Regions from separate parts of the Homo sapiens genome. Here all the other regions are linked to region 1. The links are chromatin contacts, found by Hi-C in ENCODE. All regions are on one chromosome and are shown on one strand. The core of a region is the stretch at or near the end of the contact, and the rest is flanking DNA. Distances in the headings are between cores, read along the strand shown.

Region 1 (4,080 bases), core at 851-3,350:
GTTTTCAAATTCAGGTGATGAAAAATAAAGTTTATCTCAAAGTCATTAGTGGAGACTTAAAATGTCTTTTTCTCCCCTTTTTTTTTAAAAAAAAAAAAAAAAAAGAGAGACACAAGGTTCTGCTCTGTCACCCAGGCTGGAGTACAGTGGCACCATCTTAGCTCACTGCTGGCTCAAACTCCTGGGCTCAAGAGATCCTCCCACCTTGGCCTCCTGTGTAGCTGGACTACAGGCACACTTGTCAACACACCTAGCTTGTCTGCCTGCTTTCCTTCCCTCTCTCCCCTCTCTCCCTCCTCTCTCCTCTCTCTTCTTTCTCTTTCTCTTTCTCTTTCTCTTTCTCTTTCTCTTTCCCTTTCCCTTTCCCTTTCCCTTTCCCTTTCTCTCTCTCTTTTTCTTTTGTGGAGACGGAGTCTCATTGTGTTGCCCAGCCTGGTCTCGAACTCCTGGCCTCAAACGATCCTCCTGCCTCGGCCTTCCAGAGTGCTGGGATTACAGACATAAGCCACTGCACCAAGCCTATCTAGTCTTCTAAATATGTGTGGATGGATAGATGGGGAAACTTTAGGTATTTTTTGAAATATTTTCATAGATTTAATAGTTCTGCCCTTAATTTTGAGGATAGCTACTTTAACAATAGGATTTGAATTACAGAAGATTATATTTTAATGATAATTTTAAAGGCTTAATGAACTCACTTTCTATATTAATCTTTTAACAGATCACAGACCAGTGAGAGTTGGTTTATGTTGATCCATGGTCATAGCTTTTAATTATTAATGATGATATATGTCTATCCATGTCTGATTTTAGAGATGAAAATATGTATATTGGAACTTAAAATTTGTAATGCTTCATCTGAAGTAGTTTATTCTACACTAATAATGGAGTCATTTTAGATAGCAAGGAAGAAAAATTTCTCTAAAGATGTTAAATACTGATTAGCTAAGTTGCAGGTACTTTTTGATAACTTTAGGACTTGGGTCAAATTATCTTATACAGTTAGATATTTATTTTTAGTGGCTTTTCTCTTTAATATTTTAAATTCTGTATATTCTGAGTTTGCTTAATATTAGATTTAAACTATTTTTCTTTCTTTTTAGGGGCTTCACAAAGGTCAGAGTTCACATTCGGCAGGTCCTAATGGTGAACGACCTCTCTCTTCCACTGGGCCTTCCCAGCATCTCCAGGCAGCTGGCTCTGGTATTCAGAATCAGAACGGACATCCCACCCTGCCTAGCAATTCAGTAACACAGGGGGCTGCTCTCAATCACCTCTCCTCTCACACTGCTACCTCAGGTGGACAACAAGGCATTACCTTAACCAAAGAGAGCAAGCCTTCAGGAAACATATTGACGGTGCCTGAAACAAGCAGGCACACTGGAGAGACACCTAACAGCACTGCCAGTGTCGAGGGACTTCCTAATCATGTCCATCAGATGACGGCAGATGCTGTTTGCAGTCCTAGCCATGGAGATTCTAAGTCACCAGGTTTACTAAGTTCAGACAATCCTCAGCTCTCTGCCTTGTTGATGGGAAAAGCCAATAACAATGTGGGTACTGGAACCTGTGACAAAGTCAATAACATCCACCCAGCTGTTCATACAAAGACTGATAACTCTGTTGCCTCTTCACCATCTTCAGCCATTTCAACAGCAACACCTTCTCCAAAATCCACTGAGCAGACAACCACAAACAGTGTTACCAGCCTTAACAGCCCTCACAGTGGGCTACACACAATTAATGGAGAAGGGATGGAAGAATCTCAGAGCCCCATGAAAACAGATCTGCTTCTGGTTAACCACAAACCTAGTCCACAGATCATACCATCAATGTCTGTGTCCATATACCCCAGCTCAGCAGAAGTTCTGAAGGCATGCAGGTTAGTGTGGGAAAGTTCATCAAAGTGAAAATGTTTGACTTACTGGCATGATCAGAATGCTGAAATTTGGACCGTTTAAGATATGGGAAGTAAGCAAAAGATGGTGTAGTCATTCATCTAAGAGTTTGACAGAAGCTTTATTTTGCTTAGATGTTGTAGTCAAATCAGATGTGAGAAGTATTCCTGTAAATTGCTTATTTTGAGTGGGTGTGTCTGATTGTGCTGTTACTGCCCTCTACTGGTTACTAGGTTGTCAGCTTCAGTGTGATTGACTTCGCTCTGGGGATTTAAACAAGAGAATGGGTTAAATCATATTTGGCCAAATACAGCAAGGCTGGAAAACCCTATGGGTTTTTTTTTTTTTTTTATCAGAGCCTATTAAATGTTAGGCTAGGAATGGACCCCATCACTTATCAAGGCTAGTCTTTGCTTACAATTGAGAAAACTGGACTGTTTGAATCTAGAAGAGGTTATAAAGCAGGCAGAAGAGGAAGGAAGAGGTCAGGGGCAATGGGCAGTGGAGAGACATGACAGACTGTCAGCCATTCTGGAAGGAGCCAGACATATTCTGCTAGTCTAGGAAGGGCAGGGCCTCAGAAATTTATGAAGAAATGAACCTCCTCTGTCCCACAAAAGAAGAATCAAAGGATCAGGCAGCATCATCTTTCTCTGATATTTGGAGGACATATAGATTCTTACTGGCCTTTTCATTGTATATGACACATATATAATTTTTCTCATTTACTTGTAGTTGTTGTCCTCTATAAGTGACTAAATCTTGAATGAAATTTAGTTAACATAACTGGAACAAACAAATAATTCTGTAATATTTTCTGATACATTAAATGTTAAGTTTGAGCAGACATATAGTAGATTTTAAAAAGATCTTTTTTTGGTTGTAGATTGTCATGATATATAGAAAATAACCATTCTATAAATAGAAATTATAAACATTAGTTCTAGTTTGGCTACATTGACCATTTAATATAGCTTTTACATTTTAAAGTTCAAAACAATTCTTATTTATAGCCATATAAACCTCTTCCTGCAGTTGCTAGTACTTATATGTCTTATTTATTGTTATGTAAAAGTGTGATTATCTTTTCTGTTGTTCAGATTATTTTATTAGAAGGTATCCTGGGTCTACCGTTAAATGTTTGTCACTGACGAATGATTGAGGTGAAATTAAATTTTATTTATATATAAGTTTGCTGCTTGGGAGGGATGTGGGGTAGGAGCAATGGAGTATGGAGAAGAAATTTCAATTAATTTAAATTTATCGCTTTAATTGTGACACTAGAACTTTACTATAAATTACACTATAGTCATTTTTCTTTAAAGAGTTTGAGTGTTAAAAATACCTTTTGGTCTGTGTTTTCTTTTCTTTTCTTGTCTTTTCTTGTCTTTTCTTGTCTTTTCTTGTCTTTTTTTAAGACAGTTTCGCTCTTGTTGCCCAGGCTGGAGTGCAATGGCGCGATTTCAACTTACCGCACGCTCTGCCTCCCAGGTTCAAGCGATTCTCCTGCCTCAAGCCTCCCAAGTAGCTGGGTGGGATTACAGGCATGCAGCACCACACCTGGCTAATTTTGTATTTTTTAGTAGAGACGGGGTTTCTCCATGTTGGTCAGGCTGGTCTTGAACTCCCAACCTCAAGTGTTCCACCTGCCTCTGCCTCCCAAAGTGCTGGGATTACAGGCGTGAGCCACTGTGCCCAGCTGGTCTTTGTTTCATTTTCTATTAGTTTCTATTTCTGTTAGTTTCTATTTCATTATTTCCTGTCAAATTTTAACTATTTAGTTGTTATTCTGACATAGACTAGGGCAGAAATTACATCCTTTTTTATATTTTATTTTTTTCTTTATTGGGTCCACGTTGTTGGCAGCATTTTCCTTAGTGACCTACAACATGGTGATTGCTGTAATTAATCTTAACTGTCTTACAAGATTTTTTAAGGTCAGTAACTTAAGAGGACATTGGATGATCTCTAAATGAAATTCTTCTAAAGCATATAGTGAGGTTCTTGAGTTCCTAAAATTTGTTTCTTTAGAAATTTTTATATTATAGGTTTTTATATTAGTTTTTTTTTTGAAGTTAGGCTATCATTCAGTTCAACTCTGGGCCTACAGAAAATAGGGAGTGTTCAGATTAAATGCTACACTTGGCTCTCCTTAGACAGTGCCTTGATTCACTGCCAGTTT
Region 2 (4,361 bases), core at 1,813-4,312, 3.7 Mb before region 1:
CGGTGTTAGCCAGGATGGTCTCAGTCTCCTGACCTCGTGATCCGCCCGCCTCGGCCTCCCAAAGTGCTGGGATTGCAGGCGTGAGCCACCGCGGCCGGCCTGGTTTCAGCCATTTCTAACCCTTTTTTAGGTCACTTCAAATAAAATTTGCAAATAACTGCCATGTGGAGAAAATATGCAAATGTTGCTAAACGGAAAAGTCATTCGGAGTGCTGTGAAAGTTGGCTCATTTATTTAGCTGCCTCAAGTGTGCACATCATTCTTTTTCAAAGTGAATGTGTTTAAAGACAAAGCTTTGTATGTTTTCCCGCTTCCTCTCCAATTGGATATTCCAATTATAACGTATTGATTAACAAAATACCCTGGTGGTTTGAACCAAGTATGCCTATGAGCAGGGGTTAATTGAAAATAGGGAACTGCTGTATATTTCAATTCTTTTAGGTACTCCCATGGCGGTACCCTGTACTCGGCTCTACTCAAAAGTAAAACAAAGCCCAGAACCAGGGTAGTCAGTGCATCCCATTGTTGCTATATGCAGTTTGAAGAGCTGTCGGAACTCACAGTTTTCGAACCTGACTCATGTTTACCCTGGTTCATAGGAAAACGAAACTGAAACAAAACCGAGGTCCTTCACCAAAACTCCATGAGAATCCACGAATCTCAGGGCAGGAAGGGACCCTAATATCATTAAACCTAGTGGCTCTCCAAGGGGCATTGTAGAAATCTGTGTATTTCTGGTTGTCACAATGACTGGCGAGAGCTACTGGCATTTAGTGGGCAGGAGCCAGGCACGCTAGGATGTTCTATGATGCTGGTCAGTCCCACAGAGCGAATAATTGAATCACTGGACACATGTCGGTGAAAAACTAGTTCATTATCATCTAAGCCTAGAACTAACACTGTTTTACATATGAACACAAAGTATCTTTGCCCAGTTTCCATATATCCTGAATTTTCCACAAATGCAGGTACTGTTTCAATTGAAGGAAGATTGTACTGTTTTATTTAAAAATTATTAATAGTTCATCATTTTGGAAAATGAGGTTCCTAGTAGCAATGCTGCTCATGGAACTTGAGTTGTGAAATCAACACACCTTTCCAGTTTGCATTTGTGGCTCTACTGGGCAAGTGTCTTCCCACCAGTTAGTGTAGCTGTGCGGCGGCATTTACATATTATAATACATTGTTTTATTATAATCATTTTGCTTTCGTTTGTTGACAGATCATGTTTTTTGAAATTGTGTTTGTAGGTTTACATAAACAATTTAGGTTTTGTTATTTCAGTATAGGTAAAGGGGGCGTTAGAAAATACTCGTTATGAAAAGGAGTTGGGTCTTTCACAGGGTTATGGAATGTAGCAGACTCCTTTTATAGATGAGCAAATTGAGACCCAAAGCCGTTAAACAACTTGCCCCCGACAGTGTGATATTCTCTCCCTATCTCGTTCGAATTTCCGTCTCGATTTTAAAAATTGAGAAGGGAGAGAAGTTATGTGTATAGTAAATTATGTGATGAGCACGAACTATTTGAATTCTGGCAGCAGAAGACCTTTTGTGGGGGTGGTGGAAACCACTGCGTTTTATTTAATTTCGTAGGGCTGAGGGTCAGAAGAGAGGGGAAAGCGGTCATAAGAAACTACGGATGTGCGGGCGCCGGCTCAAAGCCGGGAATCCACTAGTAAACACCTTCTTCTATTTAAGGGCCTGCGGCACCGAAGCCGGGACTTGGGGTGGCCTGCCTAGGAGGGAACCACAGGAAGAGGTTCCACCGACGGTAGAAACCCGGTTCCTCCTGTTCCTCATCCACCGCAGCGGCCTGAGAGTCACCCCGAGCCCAGGCCGGTAACCCCGCTGCAGCCCCTCCGGCAGGCCCAGGTTGCACCGGCTACAAACATTCCCGACACCCTTGGGCCCTAGAAGAGCCGTTCGCCACCCGCGGGGTCCCCGCAACGCCGGTGGTCACCGGCCCTAAGCCGCTGGGCGCCCCGCGGGAGGAAACTAGGGGCAAATGTAGCCCGCATTCCTGCGGAGAGCCGGGGTCCCGGGAGGGCGCGCCAGCGGCGGTTCCGGATCAGCGCGTGTCTGTCTCATTGTTCCCTCACCGCGGGGGGCGGGGGCGGAGGCGCGCGCGCACACGTCGGGGGGTTGGCCAGGAGGGGCCATTGTGTGTTTCTAGGCGGCGCCCCCGCTGCCTAGGCAACCGCGCAGGAAGGTGTCCGGCCACCTGCGCGCGCCGCCGGCTCCCCTCCATTTCCCCCCGACTCCCGCCCCGGTCACCATCCTACCCTCCTCCCTCCTCCTTTCCCCTTACTCCGCTCCCCTCTTTTCCCTCCCTCTCCTCCCCTTCCCTCTGTTCTCTCCTCCTCTTCCCCTCCCCTCCCCCGTCCGGAGCACTCTATATTCAAGCCACCGTTTCCTGCTTCACAAAATGGCCACCGCACGCGACACCTACGGTCACGTGGCCTGCCGCCCTCTCAGTTTCGGGAATCTGCCTAGCTCCCACTAAGGGGAGGCTACCCGCGGAAGAGCGAGGGCAGATTAGACCGGAGAAATCCCACCACATCTCCAAGCCCGGGAACTGAGAGAGGAAGAAGAGTGAAGGCCAGTGTTAGGAAAAAAAAAACAAAAACAAAAAAAACGAAAAACGAAAGCTGAGTGCATAGAGTTGGAAAGGGGAGCGAATGCGTAAGGTTGGAAAGGGGGGCGAAGAGGCCTAGGTTAACATTTTCAGGCGTCTTAGCCGGTGGAAAGCGGGAGACGCAAGTTCTCGCGAGATCTCGAGAACTCCGAGGCTGAGACTAGGGTTTTAGCGGAGAGCACGGGAAGTGTAGCTCGAGAGAACTGGGACAGCATTTCGCACCCTAAGCTCCAAGGCAGGACTGCTAGGGGCGACAGGACTAAGTAGGAAATCCCTTGAGCTTAGACCTGAGGGAGCGCGCAGTAGCCGGGCAGAAGTCGCCGCGACAGGGAATTGCGGTGTGAGAGGGAGGGCACACGTTGTACGTGCTGACGTAGCCGGCTTTCCAGCGGGTATATTAGATCCGTGGCCGCGCGGTGCGCTCCAGAGCCGCAGTTCTCCCGTGAGAGGGCCTTCGCGGTGGAACAAACACTCGCTTAGCAGCGGAAGACTCCGAGTTCTCGGTACTCTTCAGGGATGAGTCATGTGGCAGTGGAAAATGCGCTCGGGCTGGACCAGCAGGTGAGCCGCAAGAACCCCACCGGGCTGGCTGCTGCGTGAATTCCTCCCCTGACCTAACCTGGCTAATGGCGCAGCGCTAACCGGCACCCTTACTTTTCATTTTCTGGGTGCCCCGGGCTGGCGGGTGTGAGTGCCCCGGGGCTATAGAGGGATAGGAATGTTGGTTGGGGCTGTCGCCCGGGCCCGGTCTCGGCCCGCTGTATTGTCCCCGGGACGAGCACAATGGCGGCTTTTGTGTGTGCGTGCGCAGGCGGGCGGAGGGGGAGGAAGTGCGCGCGCTCTCGCGGGGACGCGCATGCGCGAATCCCGACTGATTAGTGACCTGGGGGGGTTTGCGGGAGTGCGCAGCGCGGCGGGACGCGACTGGAGGCCCTTTTGGCTTGGAGGGCTTCGGCCTTCACGGCTGGCGCAGCCTGGATTCCCGTCCGGAGGACCTGGCGGCACCCGGTGTTTGCGTGCCTGCGAGCAAGGGGTAGAACGCGGCCCAGGAATGTGGGAGGGGGCGGCCTTCGCTCGGGGTAATGGCGGCGGCCTCTTTTGTGTGGTGCTGGGCGGCGCTGTGGCTCACCTCCGGGAGACGGCGGGTCTCGGGCGGGCGAAGGCCTGGAAAGGAGGATGGAATGGGTTTCTTGTTTTTTCCCGGGTTCCTTCCGCTGGCTTTTTCGCTTCAGCCCAGGTTCCGCAGGGTCCGGGGGCCCTGCGCCGCAGCCGGGGAGGCTGCGTTTCCGGAGTGGAAAGTTTTGTGACGCAGAAGATTGGGGAGGAGTGGGGGAGGGGTGGGGGCGGGGAGGGGAGGCAGGAATTGGCCGCTGCGCGCTGGGCCCTGGAGATAGAGGTTGGACGTGGCGGGGAGGTTAGGGAGCCAGCGAGGCCCTTTCTCCTCCTTGCTTGCCCCAGATTGTCCCTGTGTGGTATGTTAGCCGGGAGTCCCGCGTTGTTTTTCTGGGGTGGAGGGGTCATCGCGGGTTGTGGTAGTGTCTTCGTGTTAGTGACTGTGATCCAGGAATCCGCCATTGGAAAAACACCCGGCTTAGGGGGGAAGTAAACAGTTTTGTTGTTGACTTGTTGCTATCTGTGGAGTAGAATCTTGCAATGGGTCCCAGGCCCCCGGGTTTTTTCTCTTAGCCAGAATCCCCTCTTCTAAGGGTTTAGGGGCAGAGGAG
Region 3 (4,406 bases), core at 1,065-3,564, 4.0 Mb before region 1:
GCTATCTTAATACTTTTATTTCAGTCTTGAATGTTTTTCAATGATGTTCTGTAGTTTTCAATGTACAAATCTTGCATTTCTTTTGTTAAATCGATTTTTAACTTTATTGATTTTGATGCTATTGTAAATGGAATTTTAACTTAATTTTCAGATTGTTTATTGCTAGTGTGTAAAACTATAACTGATGTTTAAATATTGATCTTATATCCTGCAGTTTTGCTGAACTTGCTTATTGGCTTTATTTTTTTTATAATGGATTTCCCAAGATTTTCTATATATAAAATCATGTCATGTGAAAGTAGCGATAGTTTAATTGTTCCTTTCTTATCTGGATGCCTTTCATTTCTTTTTCAGGCTAGAACTGCAAGTACAATATTGAACAGAATTGGTGAGAGGGGACATCCTTGTTAAAGGTGCACTTTTGATAGGGTTAAAAGACCAGTGTTCAACACTTTCCAATCCTGACTTCGGGCAAATCATTTACCCTTTCTGTTTCCTTATCTAAAATAGAAAATAACAGCCTATAGTGTACGCGGGTGGTCGTGTCTGCTTTTTAGAAGCCCATGAGCTAGTGGGGAAGCAAATGATTCATGGAAATAATTATAAAAACAAGGTAACATATGCTAAGAGTTATTAGGGCTATGAATGATACATCTTGGATACCCTATTAGATAATTTGTGGTGAAAAATTTGTAAACAATCTTGTGCTAAATAGAGAAATGGTTTAAAAATTTAAGATACCAATAACTTGCTTTCACTGTCACCTACATTAGTTTGGTTCCATTTTTAACAGTCTTTTATTACAAACTGATATAATCATAGCATAACTAAATTCAACCCTCTTCTCTATAAAATAGATCTCGGTTTGTAGGGTTTTACTATGATTTTGCATGCCATTTGATGTCCACAGGTATTTTTTAAGTCAAAAGGAAATCTGTAAATTAGGAACTGTTAATTTCCTCTTCATTTGGGCATCCTAGGTAGACTGTACAGATTTGTTCCAAGCACCCCATTAATTTGAGATTAGCCTAAGTTTTTCCTATGCCCGCACTTTGGAATATAAACATGTAGAAAATAGTCCATGACACAGCGGATGGGTTCATAAGTTTCTTCCGGGTCCTAACACCGAATTGTGCTGATGATCTGGCAATGGAGGCTAATCTTGCCACATCAAGTACGGCCTATTCGCTAAGCCGTCTGGGGCACTTTATAATTTTTTTCTTTGCTGGTCTGTTTGAAGGGCTCCTATGGCCAAAAAGGTGGTCAGTCCCGTCAGCTAGGCTGTGAGGACGCCTAAACGCTTTGAGGACGCCTAAACGCTTTGAGGTAGTGATGATGCATGATCGTGTGAAAGAGTTTCTCAGAGCACCTCCCTCGCGGGGTGGGGAAAAGGACCTCACTCCCCACGCCCCCTCCTTCCGCTGCGGGAGATAGCCACACCTTCCCCCTATCGGCGCCAAGCAGGTGGCCAGGCCCTCGGGACCTCGCGCCCCCGCAGCCAGTGGCCCGGCCAGCTCGTGCGTCACGTGACGCGGGTCAGCTGCACCGCCGGGACCTCCAGGCACCGCGGCGGCGACCGCCCAGCGCGTGGTCTCGAGATCTCATCTTTCCGCGCCCCTCCCCCCACGGTCCCGGAAAAGGGGGAGGCCGGTGACGTCATCATCCGGGTTCTTGTCGGCGGGGCTACGGTTCACAATGGAACAAAAACAAGCGGCCCGAGTCAAACTATGAGCGACGCGGCTGCGGCTCACGCGATTAACCCTGTCGTGGCCACACACCCCGCCAGTCCCTGCCGCCCAGCCCCTCCCGAGTGGTGTGCCAGATCTTTTCGGGCCTCCCTTCCCCAACTTCGGTCCTAGAGCCACCTCTGCCCTCGTCCCGCTCCTGAGCCGAGGGGCATGGAACAGGATTTCTGGCCGTAGCACGACCCTGAAGGGGCCAGCCGGAAGAAACAGTACTGCGCGAACAATCTTTACCGCATTGTCTTCCCCTCCCCCACCCTAGCTCTCCGGGTTCCCGGCGGCTCGCGCCGAAGCCCGGCCCCCTCAGCGGCTCGCGCTGCTCTCCCAGCCTTGACGGCCCGGGGTGGAGGGAGAGAAGAGGGGGCAGCTGAGCGGGAGGGGGCTGGGCAGGAGCAGGGGGAGGGCCGAAAGGAGGGGCCTGAAAGGGGCGGGCCCTGACGGGGGCGGAGAACTTCGGGTCTTGGGCGGCTCTGGGGCTAGTGGGAGTCTGCGCCGCCGCCGCCGCCGCCACCGCTGCTGCCGCCGTCGCCGCTACCGCCGCCGCCACTGGCCGAGCGGTTTTTTTTTTTTTGGTTTGCCGGATCCGCCATATTGACGAGGACGGGCATCCGCGGCTGCGGACGCTAGTCTCCGCCGCCGCCGGAGCCGCAACCTCTCCGCACCCGGCCCCGTCAGGGCCTCTGTCGCGCCTAGCCCCTCCCCGCCTTACACAGCTCCCGGGCCTCGCGGGAGCCCGCCGCCGCCGCCTCTCTCTCACGGGAGGCGGCCGCCTTAGCGCCCGGTGCTTGGGTCGGCGCCGGGAGCGAGGAGCGAGCTACTTCAAAGCCACCAGGCCTGGAGCGGGGACAGAGGCGGCGACTAGGGGAAGGTGAAGCCGTCGCTGCAGGAGGAGGAGCAGGAGGAGGTGACGCAGGAGAAACGCACCGCCCGGAGCCCGTCTGAGCTCAGCGAGAGCCCCAGCCTGAGGGGAGAAGGGGAAGAGGGCCGTCGCCGGCCAAGGAGGAGGAGGAGGCGGGCGCGGCGAGGAGCGAGTTCCGGCGCCGGTGTGCAGCCTTTTGGTTGAGACGCCCGCAGCCCCGAGCCCGGCCGCCGCAGCCTTTCGATACACTTTGTTGCCGGTCACCCCCGGGCCTGGGATGCACCCAGGGTAGGTCTCGTCCCGGGACCGAGCCCCACCGTCGCCTGGTGCCTCCCGCCTCCGTGTGCCCTGGTTGTGAGAAGACGTCTGTGTCGTGCGGTGAGTGGCCAGCTGCACTGGGGCGACGCTCTTTCCCGGGGCCAACAGCTGGATGTGGGTGAGGGGAGGAGGGCGAGGGGGGTGTGCGTGTGTGCGAGCCTCTTCCCTCGGCGGCTGCCGGCCAGGCTGGGGCTTCCCCGTTCCCCCTCCTCCGGCCCGGGCTGGGCGGGCGCGCGGGCCCGTGTTGTGTGTGGAGCCGGTGTCCCGAGAGCGTGTCTGTGTGTTTTGGACTGTAAGGGAAAATGGCTGACGGCTCCGTCCCTCCCCCTCCTCCCCCTTCCCGTCCTGTCTGGGGCCGAGTAGGAGGATGGAGTCTCCGGGCGTGGCGGGCAGCCCCCCCGCCGTCCGCACCCGGGGGCCGGGTCGGTTTGGGGGCTGGCCGCCCCCCGCCCGGCGGCCGCTTTCCTACCCGGTCTGGTTCCACTTGACACCAAACGCCATTACTGAGGTGGAGTGATTTGGAGCTGGGGAGCTAGGCCTCGGCTACGCCTGGCTATCAGGCCTGACGACTTGTCCGCCTCCCCCCACCCTCCCGCGATAACCCGCAGTTTCTCCCCGGCCCTGGGCTCCTGGAGTGGGAGCTGGGTTATCGGCCTCCTACACCTCCTTCGCCCCGCTTTATTTGCAGAGGGCCAAAGCCGTGAAAGGGGTTTTTGAATGCAGAAATCGCTTCCAAGCTAGCTTGGACCTATTACCTTTCTATTTTTAACTGTTTCTGCAAATATTAGCATGTGCGAGTTTGGTAGTGATCAGGTCTTCAGATTCTTGTGACGTGAGGCTTAGGGTTGGATAAATGGCTGATTTTTCATTCATTGTGAAATAAGTTAAAGAGTTATACAGCAGGTGTGTAGATGGCTTCTTAAATTATTTGTGTGGATTTCTGTAGCGACTAGAACTTACACGAGAATTTGCAAAATTTCTAGTAGAACCTGCTTAAATTAAGCATGTTATTTTTTGGAAGTTCCATAGTTACAACGTTAATTGAATTTACACGGTGCAGTTTACAGGTGTATATAATTGCTTCAGATTGTCTTTTAGTTTAAATAAGCAAGTTGTAGGTATAGATTAAATATTCATGCTTTATTTTTCGGGGAGAGAAGTATGTGTACTGTTCTTTTACCTGGAAACCCATGAGTCCCTAAATCTACTTAACGTTTGTATACTTTCACTTTTGAGGAAGAATGATTTGGGGTGCATTGATTAGGAAACTTTCCAGCAGGTACTTAACCCTCTCGGAGCTGATTACCCTTAGGTAAGGACTCCTTAACCATGACTAGCTTGGCTGGTTAGTACACTTGAACTCAAAAATAGAGACTATAAACTCTCCTTTAGATCTCGCTCGTCTTCTAATTCGCTGGGCTGCCATTTTGGTTTCAGCAAATACCTTCAAATTCTTGAAGAATTATGTATTAAATATAAAAAAGTGT

The links. Hi-C counts contacts between places; a loop is a spot of excess contacts on that map. Pooled maps may share reads with other maps.
Region 2: a map with no recorded cell type shows a loop between it and region 1 (12-fold over the local background). The contact joins the promoter of DDX3X here to the enhancer-like site in region 1. A Hi-C loop is called at or near these places in 2 of 37 single-sample maps with no recorded cell type and 3 of 50 pooled maps.
Region 3: a loop to region 1 is called in a map with no recorded cell type, with 10 times the contacts of the local background. The contact joins the promoter of USP9X here to the enhancer-like site in region 1. A Hi-C loop is called at or near these places in 2 of 37 single-sample maps with no recorded cell type and 2 of 50 pooled maps.

Annotation. Positions count from the first base shown.
Region 1 is chrX:45,068,476-45,072,555 of GRCh38, forward strand. It overlaps KDM6A (lysine demethylase 6A), which reads left to right. Exons shown (of 30, transcript NM_001291415.2): 18 at 1,104-1,882. Among named protein-coding and RNA genes, the nearest start is that of DIPK2B, 130 kb to the right of the region's middle. Within about 2 kb of position 2,101, at least 3 of the 41 ENCODE cell types and tissues checked have a DNase peak (open chromatin) inside an H3K27ac peak, as active enhancers do.
Region 2 is chrX:41,331,100-41,335,460 of GRCh38, forward strand. DDX3X (DEAD-box helicase 3 X-linked) reads left to right here and starts at 3,063. Exons shown (of 17, transcript NM_001356.5): 1 at 3,063-3,198. The coding sequence starts at 3,154. RefSeq lists a silencer at 1,884-2,373 and an enhancer at 2,464-2,693.
Region 3 is chrX:41,083,131-41,087,536 of GRCh38, forward strand. USP9X (ubiquitin specific peptidase 9 X-linked) reads left to right here and starts at 2,315. Exons shown (of 45, transcript NM_001039591.3): 1 at 2,315-2,979. RefSeq lists enhancers at 1,266-1,560, 1,310-1,849, 2,388-2,925 and silencers at 1,470-1,539, 1,970-2,349, 3,050-3,509.